2 separate regions of the Homo sapiens genome follow, and region 2 is linked to region 1. Evidence: chromatin contacts called from ENCODE Hi-C data. All regions are on one chromosome and are shown on one strand. The core of a region is the stretch at or near the end of the contact, and the rest is flanking DNA. Distances in the headings are between cores, read along the strand shown. Region 1 overlaps COL15A1 (collagen type XV alpha 1 chain). Region 2 overlaps GABBR2 (gamma-aminobutyric acid type B receptor subunit 2).

What was found. Hi-C counts contacts between places; a loop is a spot of excess contacts on that map. Pooled maps may share reads with other maps.
Region 2: a map with no recorded cell type shows a loop between it and region 1 (15-fold over the local background). The contact joins two enhancer-like sites. A Hi-C loop is called at or near these places in 4 of 37 single-sample maps with no recorded cell type and 3 of 50 pooled maps.

The regions. Positions count from the first base shown.
Region 1 is chr9:99,056,120-99,062,355 of GRCh38, forward strand. COL15A1 (collagen type XV alpha 1 chain) reads left to right here. Exons shown (of 42, transcript NM_001855.5): 35 at 141-285; 36 at 3,770-3,834; 37 at 5,852-5,980; 38 at 6,126-6,185. Among named protein-coding and RNA genes, the nearest start is that of TGFBR1, 46 kb to the right of the region's middle. Within about 2 kb of position 3,337, at least 18 of the 41 ENCODE cell types and tissues checked have a DNase peak (open chromatin) inside an H3K27ac peak, as active enhancers do.
Region 2 is chr9:98,572,811-98,579,046 of GRCh38, forward strand. GABBR2 (gamma-aminobutyric acid type B receptor subunit 2) reads right to left here. Exons shown (of 19, transcript NM_005458.8): 2 at 5,125-5,262. Among named protein-coding and RNA genes, the nearest start is that of GABBR2, 130 kb to the right of the region's middle. RefSeq lists an enhancer at 3,066-3,125. Within about 2 kb of position 3,026, at least 2 of the 41 ENCODE cell types and tissues checked have a DNase peak (open chromatin) inside an H3K27ac peak, as active enhancers do.

The DNA.
Region 1 (6,236 bases), core at 2,087-4,586:
AATTGTGCCCAAGATTGAGGATAGTAATAACAATAGCTGGTGTTTATTGATTTCTTTTAAATATTCTCATAAAAGGACTAGATGGGACTTCGAGTGATGAATGATGCTTTCTCTCTGTTATTGTGTGCTTGCCTTGACAGGGCCAAAAAGGGGAGACAGTCGTTGGGCCCCAAGGACCCCCAGGTGCTCCTGGTCTGCCTGGGCCACCTGGCTTTGGAAGACCTGGTGATCCTGGGCCACCGGGGCCCCCGGGGCCACCAGGACCTCCAGCTATCCTGGGAGCAGGTTAGTGCCGTAAACAGTGCCCTTGTTCATGCTGTCCCTACCATTGTGTTCAAGGTCACAGCATCTGGGTGGCTTGTCACAGCTGCACTGCCTAACAGAGGGCTTTCCTGGATACCGCCTTCTTTCTTTTTTTTTTAATTGAGATACAATTTGCACATCATAAAATTCACCCACCTAAAGTGTCTAATCCAGTAGTTTTTAATATATTCATGAAGTTATGCAGTCATCACCACTGTCTAATTCTAGACCATTTTCATCACACCAAAAAGAAATTTCATACCAATTAGCAGTTGTTCTCTTTTCTCTCTTTCCCTCTCCTCCACCAGATCTGGGCAACCATGAATCTACTTCTGTCTCCAGATTTGCCTATTCTGGACATTTCATATAAATGGAATCATATAATATATGGCCCTTTGAGTCTGGCTTCTTTCACTTAACACAGTGTTTTCAAGGTTCACCCATGTTGCAGCACGGAGTTCATTCCTTACTGTGGCCAAATAATATTGCATTGTATAGGATATACATTTTGTTTATTCATTAATCTGTTCATGGACATTTGGGTTGTTTCTACTTTTTGGCTATTATGAATAATGCTACTATGAACTTTCGTGTACAAGTTTTTATGTGAACATGTTTTCCGTTCTCTTCAGTATATACGTAGGAGAAATTGCTGGGTCATATGGTAACTCTATGTTTAACTTTTTGAGGAACTGCCAGACTGTTTTCCGAAGGAGTCACAACATTTCTCATTCCCATCAGCAGTGGCAGTGTATGAGGGGGTTCCAATTTCTCCTCCCATATTATGGTATCCTCATTGTATCTTTTTGATTATAGCCATCCTACTTGGTATGAAGTGATATCTCACTGTGGTTTTGGTTTGCATTTCCCTAATGACTAATGATGTTGAGCATCTTTTCACATGTGAGTGGAAACTTCCTGGCTGCTTTGTCAATGCCTTAGGGGCGTGAGAACCTGTCTTAATGACCAGCAGTGACTGGAACTCTGTATATAAAAATCTATTCATCCTTTAGAGCCTCACCTCCTCATATGCAAAACTGGCAAAATTAAAGAAAATCTCTATGTAATGAGCATGTATCAGATGCCAGGCATTTTGCTAATCACTTTGCTATGGTATTTTATTGAAACCTCACAACAACACTTTAAAAAAAGCATTAACATCCCCATTGTACAGGTAAGGAAAGTGAGGCCCAGAGACATTTAGGAACCTTTCCAAGGTCACACAGCTAATAAGTGACACCAACAGGATTCAGACCCAGAGCAGTGTAGCTCCAAAGCCTGTGTTATTTCTACTATGTCCATTGGAGGAGACAATAATAGCAGCAATAATAGCATGAAGGCATACTTTTTTGTTGTTTGGCTTGGCAGGAGCCAGGTATGGTGGAAGCATACCTGGAAAGAGACCTACAGAGTCCTTGGCATAAGGAGAGCTTTACACAGGAGGTGACTTTGGGGCTGGGGCTTTGACTTAGCCTTGGATCTTTTGGCTGCAAGTGATAGAAACGTAACTCAAAGTAGCTCAAGCAAAGGGGAAATGTACTGGGTGTGAAGGAGGGAGTGAACAGTCAACTTGTGGGAGAGGTAGATAAACAGCTGGACCTCAGGAACAGCCAGAGCCAGGGACTCAACCCCTGCAAGGATTCTCTGGCCATCTCTTGTCTCGGCTTCTCTCTGCATGCAGTTTCACGCTTCCTCACCACAAACCACATCCTCTGCACAGCGGGAAATATGGTTACTGACAACTTACAGCTTCCACTGTCAGCTAGAAATCTTGAACTTCTTTTACTATTTTAGTTTGAAAAGTCCTGGGATGGGGAAGTCCTAGAGAAGGGTCCTGATGGGCCTGACTTGGGTGAGGTACCCAATCTTGGACAAATCACCTATGACCAGGAGGTCGGATCACATGAGAACATGGTAGCTCTTTCTGGAACCAAATGGTTGTAGAGGTGAAGGGAAGGTCCCAAGAGAAGGAGATGAGGACACTGGTCCTACAAAGGAAGAAGGTGCCGAGTGTATGGAACCACAGGTGCCCACACAGCCATGAGGGAGGAGTAGGACTACAGGAGGTGGAGGCATATTACAGGGTGAGTGCAAGGTGGAGAAAAACTGTTGTCCACAGCAACACTACATTAGGGCTGCCGGGATGCCTTGCTGCATTGAGCAAGGATTGCTTCTCACATAATGTATAGCAATTCAGTTTACAAAACACTTTCATGGCCATTATCCCATGTAGTCTTCACAGCAACCCTGGGAGGAAGATAAAACAGATATTATTATAAAATTCATCTCACGGATGAAGACACTGAAGCTCACAGAGGTGAAGAGACTTACTTGAGGTCACAAATTCTATTAGGAGGCATGGCTGGGATCCAAATCCGAGTCCACTGGCCCTCTATCCACTAGACATTTGCCACCTGTGTGTGGGTGTTCAAGTCCTATGTTGGAACTGAACATTTGCTTGCAACGACCTGAAGGACTGTATAATTTTACTGGGGCTTGTAAAAACACCCTTAATTCTGCCAAGAGCTTGGCAGATTTGGAGGAGTTGTCGGGGGTAGGGTGAGCAGAGGATGAGAGAGGTAGAAGAACAGCCAAAGGAATAGTTGTAATTATACTACTTTATGTTTGCCTAAAGTAAGGGCTTTTCAGTTGAGGAATCATAGACTCCTAGAGAGTTCAAGGATATACCTCCAGGATTTGTCATCCCAGTAATATTTTTTTATAGAATTATGTGTGCATTTCTCTGGGAAAGAGGGCACTAACCTTGATCTGATTTTTAAGGGCACTGTGACTCTTCAAAAGCTAAGAGCTCCTGGCCGGATGAATGCTGTACATGTACAATTTTCAAAGCACTCAGTTCTCACCGCAGCCCAGGGAAGAAGAAATGCCTATTTTACATTTTGCAGATGAGGAAACAGCTTTGGAGAGCTTGCTGTTTCCTCGAGATCACACAGCTAGGAATGGACAAACTTAAGGACTTGAGTCCATGTCTCTGGCCCCAAGGCCAGGGCTACTGTCACTGCACCACCCTGGTCTCCTCCCACTCCCTAGAGCCTTCTCTTCCTCTTTCTGAGCCTGCTTCCTCTGTTCAGTGTCACATGCTTGTCTCTTGGGTGAAATAAGTTATATGAGTCAGGACATTTTTGAATGCAAGTGACAAAATATTCAACTTAAGCTGGCTTTTATAAAACAACCACAAAAGGAATTGATTCACTTATGAAACGGAAAAGCACTAGCCATGGCTTCATCCAGGGTAACAATCAAGAATCCCAGCTCTTCCCTGAACCAGTCAATGTGGCCTAAGTCACACGCTGGGGGCACAGCACCCAAGATACAGGTGGAAGTTGGGATGCTTTGTGGCGCTGTGAATGGGGTTGAACACACTTCTCTCCGGGAGTCAGCTGATACCTCAGACATTTTTCAGAGTGTGGTTTTTGTGTAACTTCTCTTTTCTGTTTTGTCTTAGCTGTGGCCCTTCCAGGTCCCCCTGGCCCTCCAGGACAGCCAGGGCTTCCCGGATCCAGAAACCTGGTCAGTATTATCATCAGTGTGTAGTCATCATTCCATTTGGGATAGATATACTTAAAACTCTGCCTACGATCTCCTGTGTCTGACATCCCTTGGGGATCAGGCCTTCATGATAGTAGGCTTGGTGCAATTCCATAAATAGTAGAAGGGATTTGTTATCTATTTGGATGACTTATTAAGTAAAAAGACGTGAAAAAACAAAATCATGTATATGTAAGTTCCACCATTCGAATCCTTAATTGACTAAGTTATAACAAGAACCAATCATATTACTTATATATTTTTATATATATATATATATATATATTTTTTTTTTGCTGGATGAGGGGTGGACGGGGTCTCACTCTGTCACCCAAACTGGAGTACAGTGGTGAGATCACGGCTCACTGCAGCCTCAACCTCCCTGAGCTCAGGTAATCCTCTCATCTCAGCCTCCAGAGTAGCTGGGACTACAGATGCACACTACCACACCTGGCTAATTTTTTTTTTTTTTTTTTTGTAGAGACAGGGTTTTTGTTACATTGCCCAGGCTGGCCTTGAACTCATGGGCCACCAAGGTGATTCTCCCACCTTGGCCTCCCAAAGTGCTGGGAGTACAGACACGAGCCACCACGCCTGGCCACCAATAATAGTATTTCAAAAAGCATAAACCTGCTCGGGTGCGGTGGCTCACTCCTGTAATCCCAGCACTTTGAGAGGCTGAAGCAGGAGAATCACTTGAGTCTAGGAGTTCAAGACTAGCCTGGGCAACATAGTGAGATCCTGCCTCTACAGAAAAATGTAAAAATTAACTGGGTGTGGTGGTGCATATCTGTAGTCCCAGCTACTTGAGAAGCTAAGGATCACTTGAGCCTGGGAAGTCGAGGCTCCAGTGAACCATGACTGTGCCACTGCACTCCAGCCTGGGTGAAAAAGCAATACCCCATCTCTAGAAAAAAAAGAAAAAACAAAACAACAAAAGCCCAAGAGCATAAACAATGTTACAACAGGTCCTTGTGCTGGTCAGATTTACTTGGATAATTCAGTCTTCTCCATTCTGCCAAAGAACATCTCTGGCACATTCGTTACCCTGCAGTTCGTTGGAACAAGACATAGCACTCCAAGATTACTGTAATGCACAGAAAAATGGACAAATACTTCACAAGGATGTCAGGAGTCCAAAAATGCTCTTTGATCTTTGCTGGATGTTAGTTGCAAAATTTGGCTGCCAAAAGAAAGAACTGTCCTACATATGATGGAATTCTGATATTTGGTTCCCTTGGGGATATCTAAGTCATTTTGATGCACAAAGCCATTATCTTCAAGGCTAGGTGAAAATTAATATTTTATAATCTTTCTCAGTTACAATGAAAAATAAAAACTCTCTTGGCCGTTATTTCTTTGAGATTTGATGCTATTCAATAGATTTTTGTAGCTTCTGTATGTGCTTCTAGATATGCCAAATGGCTGTCTAATCTTTGGCACTTTTCTAGGCAGAGAAATTACAGACCTCCATTTTCTATCATGCATTTAATGTAACTACCAAGCTAGACAAAAAAGATTTAAGACCTTAAGTATAGTTGCTCACTTGCTTGCCTTTCTTATTCCAAATGAAAAATTTGAAACTCTTCAAGGACCAGCATGAAGTAACACCATTTAACCATGTTAGTGCCACCAAGTAGCTTAAAAAAATAGAAGTGGTAAAACTTACCAGTGCTTTTGCTAATACCCAAACCAAAACAAAGATAACTCCATTGACAATTTGTAAATGTCTTTATACTCACATAATATTGTCATTTTTGTTTTAATTCATTTATTATAAGTTAGATTTGTGTTTCAAAGTATACATGTTTTTGTTTTATCAAGAAGAATGCCCTTTAGTTACTAATGAAGGTATATACCTCTATCTGGCACATTAACAAGCCTCTTTATTGAGTATCTGGGGACGGCTCCTAGTTGACTTTACAGAGAGGCCAGGTTATCAGATGGTGCCATTCCTCTAATGATAATGGCAGTGTTTGGAATTTAAATGATCTGACAGGTCACAGCATTCAGCAACATGGATGACATGCTGCAGAAAGCGCATTTGGTTATAGAAGGAACATTCATCTACCTGAGGGACAGCACTGAGTTTTTCATTCGTGTTAGAGATGGCTGGAAAAAATTACAGGTAATTTCTAAACTTCCTTTAACACACTGCCTTCAAATACCCTCTAAAAATAATAATCTACTCCCATAAATGCCATTTTTTTCTGTTTTGAAATGGGAGAAGTTTGTAATTGATCTTTCATTTCAATGTACTGTTTTTCTTAAAGCTGGGAGAACTGATCCCCATTCCTGCCGACAGCCCTCCACCCCCTGCGCTTTCCAGCAACGTGAGTAGTTACCCTGTTGGACTGCTCATGCATTCATTTATCAGCATTTCC
Region 2 (6,236 bases), core at 1,776-4,275, 480 kb before region 1:
CCCAGGTCCTCAGAGAAGTCCAAACTGTTGAGTACCCTCCAGTTCCAAGCCCCCCCAGCATGCCCCATCCACGTCCAGTTGCAGCCGTTGATCCAGCCCCAGTGTCTAGTAGTGAATGCTAGGGCAGTATTGTCTGGGTGTGAGCATCTTCCCCCACAAGGAGCCTGGGAAAATGCAGAGCGATTCTGTGGAGGTGGAGGCTGAGATTCTGCATGGTCCACCGCCCTCCCTGCCCTACAGTCAGGGCCACACTGTGAGAGGCTCCGCCATGCAGCATCTCAGGCCCCTCCGTCCACCTATCCTCTGCACTTAGCACATTTCAGTACTCAGTGAGGACCTACTGTGAGCCCAGACCCTGCGCCAGACACTGGGAACCAGGAGATGAAGGAAGGGGTGGGGAAGGGCTGCCCCCAAGAAGCTCACAATCTGATATGGAAGACTGGCATATAGAACAAATTATTTTTCACAACACTTATTATTTTTTTTAATAGAGGCAGGGTATCGCTTTTTCGCCCAGGCAGGAGTGCAGTGGCATGATCATAGCTCACTACAGCCTTGAATTCCTAGGCTTGAGCAATCCACCCACTTCAGCCTCTCAAGTTCCTGGGACCACAGGAGTGTGCCACCACACCCGGCTAAATTTTATAATTTTTTGTAGAGATGAGGTCTCACTATGTTCCCCAGGCTGGCCTCAAACCCCTGGCTTAAAGCCATCCTCCTGCCTTGGCCTCCCAAAGCACTGGAATTACAGGCATGAGCAACCATGCCCAGCCCATTTTTTAAATTTTATTTTTGTTAATTGAGGTAAAATATACATATAAAATTTACCATCTTTACCAATTTTAAGTGTACAATTCATTGACATGAAATTTATTTAATAAGAGAATACTGTACACAATATAGAAGGATGTAGAACAGTGTTTCTCAACCTTCGTTTCACTGTTAGTCTCCTAAGAAGTCTTTCTGGCTGTTTTTTCCTACTCTTGCCCCCTGGTGAAATTGTAATACCACAGGCATGCATAGATCTGTTTGTGTACTACATCTATATCTATGCTTTATACATTAAAAAAGTAAGATTTTTTTTGCCTCGCCACAAGAACCAATGTTTACTCCCTTGGAGAAGATATCACCCCCTATTGGGAATGCAGGGTGTAGCGGAGGAAGAAATAATTAATTTACTTTTTGAGCGGGGAATGGGCGGCACTGAAGGAAAGGGGGAAAAGAAGGAGATCAGGGAAGGCATCACAGAGGAAGTGGTATCCGGGGTTTTGAAGGATGAGCAGGAGTTCTGCAAAACAGGGCAGGGCCTCAGCATCAAGTGCCCCTTGCTGGGCAACTGGAGTTCCTGCCTTCCTCCAGACATTAGTCACTATAGTATCCAGTCTCCAAGCTAGCACCCAGTGAGCTTACCTCCCACTACACCTTGGTACTATTCCTCTCTAAATAAGAGCTAATTTGTGTGATCCACAGATTTCAGCAGAACTTATAGTATGCAATTTCCAAAGCTAAGTCCCAAAAGACTTTGTCACCTCTGCCTTGGTCTTTTCGTGACTCACTTTGGGGGATGCCAGCTGCCTTGTCATGAGGACACTCAGGCAGCCCTATGGAGACCTCCACATGGAGAGGAGCCACACTGGAAGCAGATCCTTCGGCCCTAATCAAGCCTTCAGATGATGCCAGCCCCCAGCCTTCAAATCCTCCAGCTGGGCCCCAAACACCATGGAGCAAACACAAGCCATTCAGTGTGTCTGAATTCCTGAACCAGAGAAATAATGAAATAATACATAATATTGCTGTTTTAAGACACTAAATTTGGGGGGATTTGTTACCCAGTGGTAAATAACTAACACAGTCCCCATCTTGTAACCCAGTTCTATGTCTTATCATCTCCTCTAGGTTGGAGGGCTGTCCTGCTCATGGAGAGGCCAGGTAGCTGTGGTCTGCAAGCTGGGAGTTTCCAACGTTGTGCTTGTTCCTGCAGCTCCTCAGGGAATTCTGAGGGACAGGTGGTTCCAAGTGACACTGAGAATCAGTGGAATCAGCTGGATTCCTCTCTGGGCAGGGGATTTCCCTGGGACCTCAGCCTCTCATGCCTGGACAAAGCGTCCATCTTCAGATCCTTCCATCCCTTCCCACCTCCCTCCATCCCTCTGATCATTGAGCAGATTTCTAATGAAGACTGTGAAATGATAGGCACAGGGAAAAAGAAAAGTCCAGGTTCTGTCCTTAAGAAGCTCACAGCCCAGCTGGAGAGACAAACATTTATAAACACCACCACCCCCCCCCAAATCTGCAAAACCCTAAGAGAGAGACAGGCAGAGTGGAGTGGGACACTGGGCTGTGCACAAGCTCTGCTAGAATTAAACAAGGGGAAGTGATAGGCTTTCTAGGGCCCTACTTTAGCAGCCCCCTAGGAGCAGGCAGGAAAGGCTTCCTGAAGGAGGCAGCATTTAAGCTGGGTCTTAAAGAATGGGCAGCACTTGATACACTGGGTATAGGAAGAATGGGATGTTTTGGGTGGTAGGAACAGTGTAAGAAAAGGTGGGAATGCAAGAAAGACCAGGAATGACAAGTAATCAGGGGACTCAACTTGGGGAGTGGGAGGAGACAGGGCAGGACTAACCACAAAGAACACTTAGTTAGCACTAACTGTGTGCCAGACACAGCTCTAATCCTTTTTCAGTCTTTCCATCCACACAACAAACCAATGAAAGCAGTCCTATTACTACCTTGATTATGCAGATGATGAAACTGAGGCTCAGGGAGGCAGCACATGGCTCTAACTAATAGAGAATGTGCTCCTCAATGTTCAGGAAAGCAAGCTCAAGCCCAGAGAATCTAAGTGACTGGTCCAAGGTCTCCACAGCTGTCCTGGGCACCCTGAGGGCATGAGGCCAGGCTCCCACGGCACACTGAGCCATGCTGGCTTTCAGGTGTGTGGTTAGGTTTGTGGTTAGGTTTGCACCAGAGCACATGGCTGCTTTTCTGGTCTCCTCTTCCTGTTGCATCCACCCACAATCAGTGTGGCCTGCTCCGGCCACAAGGAATGACTCAGCACTCCCCAAGCCCACATACTTTCCCACCTCCCGCTTTTGCACGCCCAGTTTCCTCTGCAGCGGCGCTCTCCCCCATGTCTCCAGCTGTCCAACGCCCTCTCCTCCTTCAGCAGCCAGCTTCATGCACCTACCATAGCACCTGCCCTGGGGCTTCCTTGACCCGGGGCTAAGTGAGGGGCCCTCGCCCGGGCCCCACCTCTCTTTCATCACACCTGCCATAGCTTGTGCCCACCACCCCTCGTGGCTGCAAGCTTGGGCTCCACCCCAGCACCCCATGCATGCAGCACCAGACACAGAGGAAGTCCTCAGCCAGTGCAAGTGGAATGAAACAGATCCTCTATGTGGTCAGGCTCCTGCTCACCCTGTCACTCACTCTCTTCACCCTGGCTCCCCACCCATCATGCTCCAGCCCCATTTCCCTGTTTTCTGTTCCACGAATACACCAGGTCCTTTCCTATCACAAGCTGCCTTCCTCCGTTTACTATTCCATTCACTGACATGGAATGCGCTTCACCCAGTGGTCTCCTTCTCACCCTTTGGGTCTCAGCTTGAATGTCACCTCCTCCAAGAGACCTTTTCTGACTACCCCAAGGCAGTCACTATATATCTCATCACCCTGTTTCCTTCTGTCATCGCCAAGTTTCCTTACTACAGTCTTATCTTAAGGGCCAGACTGCTTGAGTTAAAATCCTGGCCCTACTACTTACTAGCTGTGAGTCCTTGTGCAAGTTAGATAGCTTTTCTGTGCCTCAGTTCCATTATCTATAAAATGGGGATAAGGTACCTAAAGCATAGAGTGGATTTAAAAATTAAAAGAGTTCACGCAGAAAAATACTAAGAACAGTGTCTAGCACATGGCAGACCCTCCATATACAACCTTAATAATATTATTATTTAATTACTTACTTGCTTCTTGCCTGTCTTCCTCCTAGAATGTAAGCTCCAGAATAATGTGAACCATACCTATCCTGTTCAGCATTGTATCCCCAGTGTGCCTACCAAAATCCAGGCACAGAGTAAGTTGCCTAAAATATTTGTTGGATGGATGGATGGATGGATGGATGGATGGATGGATGGATGGATGGATAGGTGAATGGGTGGGTGGATGTATGGATGGATGGATGTATGGGTGGATGGATGGATGGATGGACAGACGGATGGAAAGATGGATGGATAGGTGGATGGATGGATGGACAGATGGATGGATGGATAGGTGAATGTGTGGATGGATGGATAGCTGAACGGGTGGATGGGTGGATGCATGGATGGATGGATGGATGGATGGATGGTTAGGCGAATGGATGGGTGAACATATGGATGGATGGATAGGTGAATGGATGGATGGATGGATGGATGGATGGAGCAAAAAAGTAAACATGTGTATGGGCCACCACTCACCCCTGGTGGTCATATAGTTCTACACTCTTCTTTCCCATCCCAAATAACAGCTAACACTGGAAAGTCTCACCTACAATAGACTGTATATATGTTGGTGGAGCATTCAATGATGTATAAAATCTGCCAGGGCAAAGAGTGAATAATTGGCAAGGAGACCAGGAAAGACTTAACCGAGGACAAAGGCAGTCGTAGATAACAAAAGAGAATCTCAGTGGGAAAGGGAGACTTGGCAGAGAATTGATGAGGAGTCATCTGGTTAAGGGAACGGTGAGAGCAGGGCTCTGAGGCCCAAAGGTCCAGGGCGCATGTGTGGAAAGGCAGGGTGTCTGGCAAGGCTGTGCTGTGGAGCAAGTGGAAGGAGCAGGAGATAACACTGGGCAGGCAGGTTGGACTGGCATCAGTGGCTCTGAAAGCTGGGCTAGGGAGTCAGTGGTGAGCCCTGAAGCCTTCAAATACATGGTGATAGCATCAGGGCTGCCCTTTAGAGACCTACTGTGGGGGCCATGCCAAGTCAGGCCAGCAGTGAAAGGCTGTGCTATCACCCAGGAGAAAGTCCAGGAGGCCTGACCCAGGCAACATAGAAACCACATTGTACAAGGAATAATTCCTGCAAAAGACTGAGGGCCAACCAAAGACACCTCCCCACAAAAGAAGGTAGCTCAGACCTTACCTGCACCAGATTCCAGCCTTGGAGGGACTCTGCAATGATGGATGTGACGGATGGACAGACGCCTCCAAACACCATCAAGTGGTTAGGCCCGTATTTTATTGCATCGTAGAAGGCTTTCAACCCTTTTGCGTTGTCGCACTGGGAAGCAACACATAGAAAGAAAGGTCCAAATTAGAAACAGCTTTTCCCCAGGGGCATGAGCCCAACAAACAAATCTTTCCTCATGGAAACCTTCTGGGTTTCAGTTCTCCCATGGTGGGGAGTCTCCTTAAGCCAGCCCTGAGTCCACGCTGTAAGCTCCAGGAGTGTGGTCTTGGCACCCACTATCCTGTCTCTGCTCCCGCTAAGTGCCCTCCAAATCTAGGACCTCTCTCCAGCACCCCAGCTATCTCCCTTTAGAGCACACTTAGGAAAAGTCCCATAATGCCTCGCCCTGGGATCTCACTTTTTCATGGCCATTTATATTTTAAGGATGATCCCACACTCATTAAAATGGCTATCATTAAAAAAACACACAGAAAACAACAAGTATTGGCAAGGGTGTGGAGAAACTGGAACTGCTGTGCCCTATTAGTGGGAATGTAAGATGGTGCAGCTGCTGTGGAAACAGTATAGTGGTTCCTGGAGAAGTTAAACACAGAATTGCCATATGATCTAGCAATTCCACCTCTAGACGTATACCCAAAACAACCGAAGGCAGGGACTTGAAGAGATAGTTGTACACCCATGTTCATAGCAGTATCATTCATGATAGCCAACAGATGGAAACAACATGAATGCCCATCAACAGGTGAATGGATAATGGAACAGTAGTGTATCCATGCAGTGGAATATTTCCAGCCTGGAAAAGGAAGGAAATTCGGACACACGCTACAACGTGGATGAACCTTGAGGACATTATGCTAAATAGAATAAGCCATACAAAAAGACAGCTATTATATGATCCCACTCATATGAGGTTATCTACAGTAGTTAAATTCATAGAGAAAGAAAGTAGAAATGGTGGTTGCCCGGGGCTGGGGGGAGCAGGGAAGGGGTCTTCATTGTTTGACAGGCTCAGAGTTTCAGTGGGGATGATGGAAGTGTGTTGGAGGTGGATGATGGTGATGGTA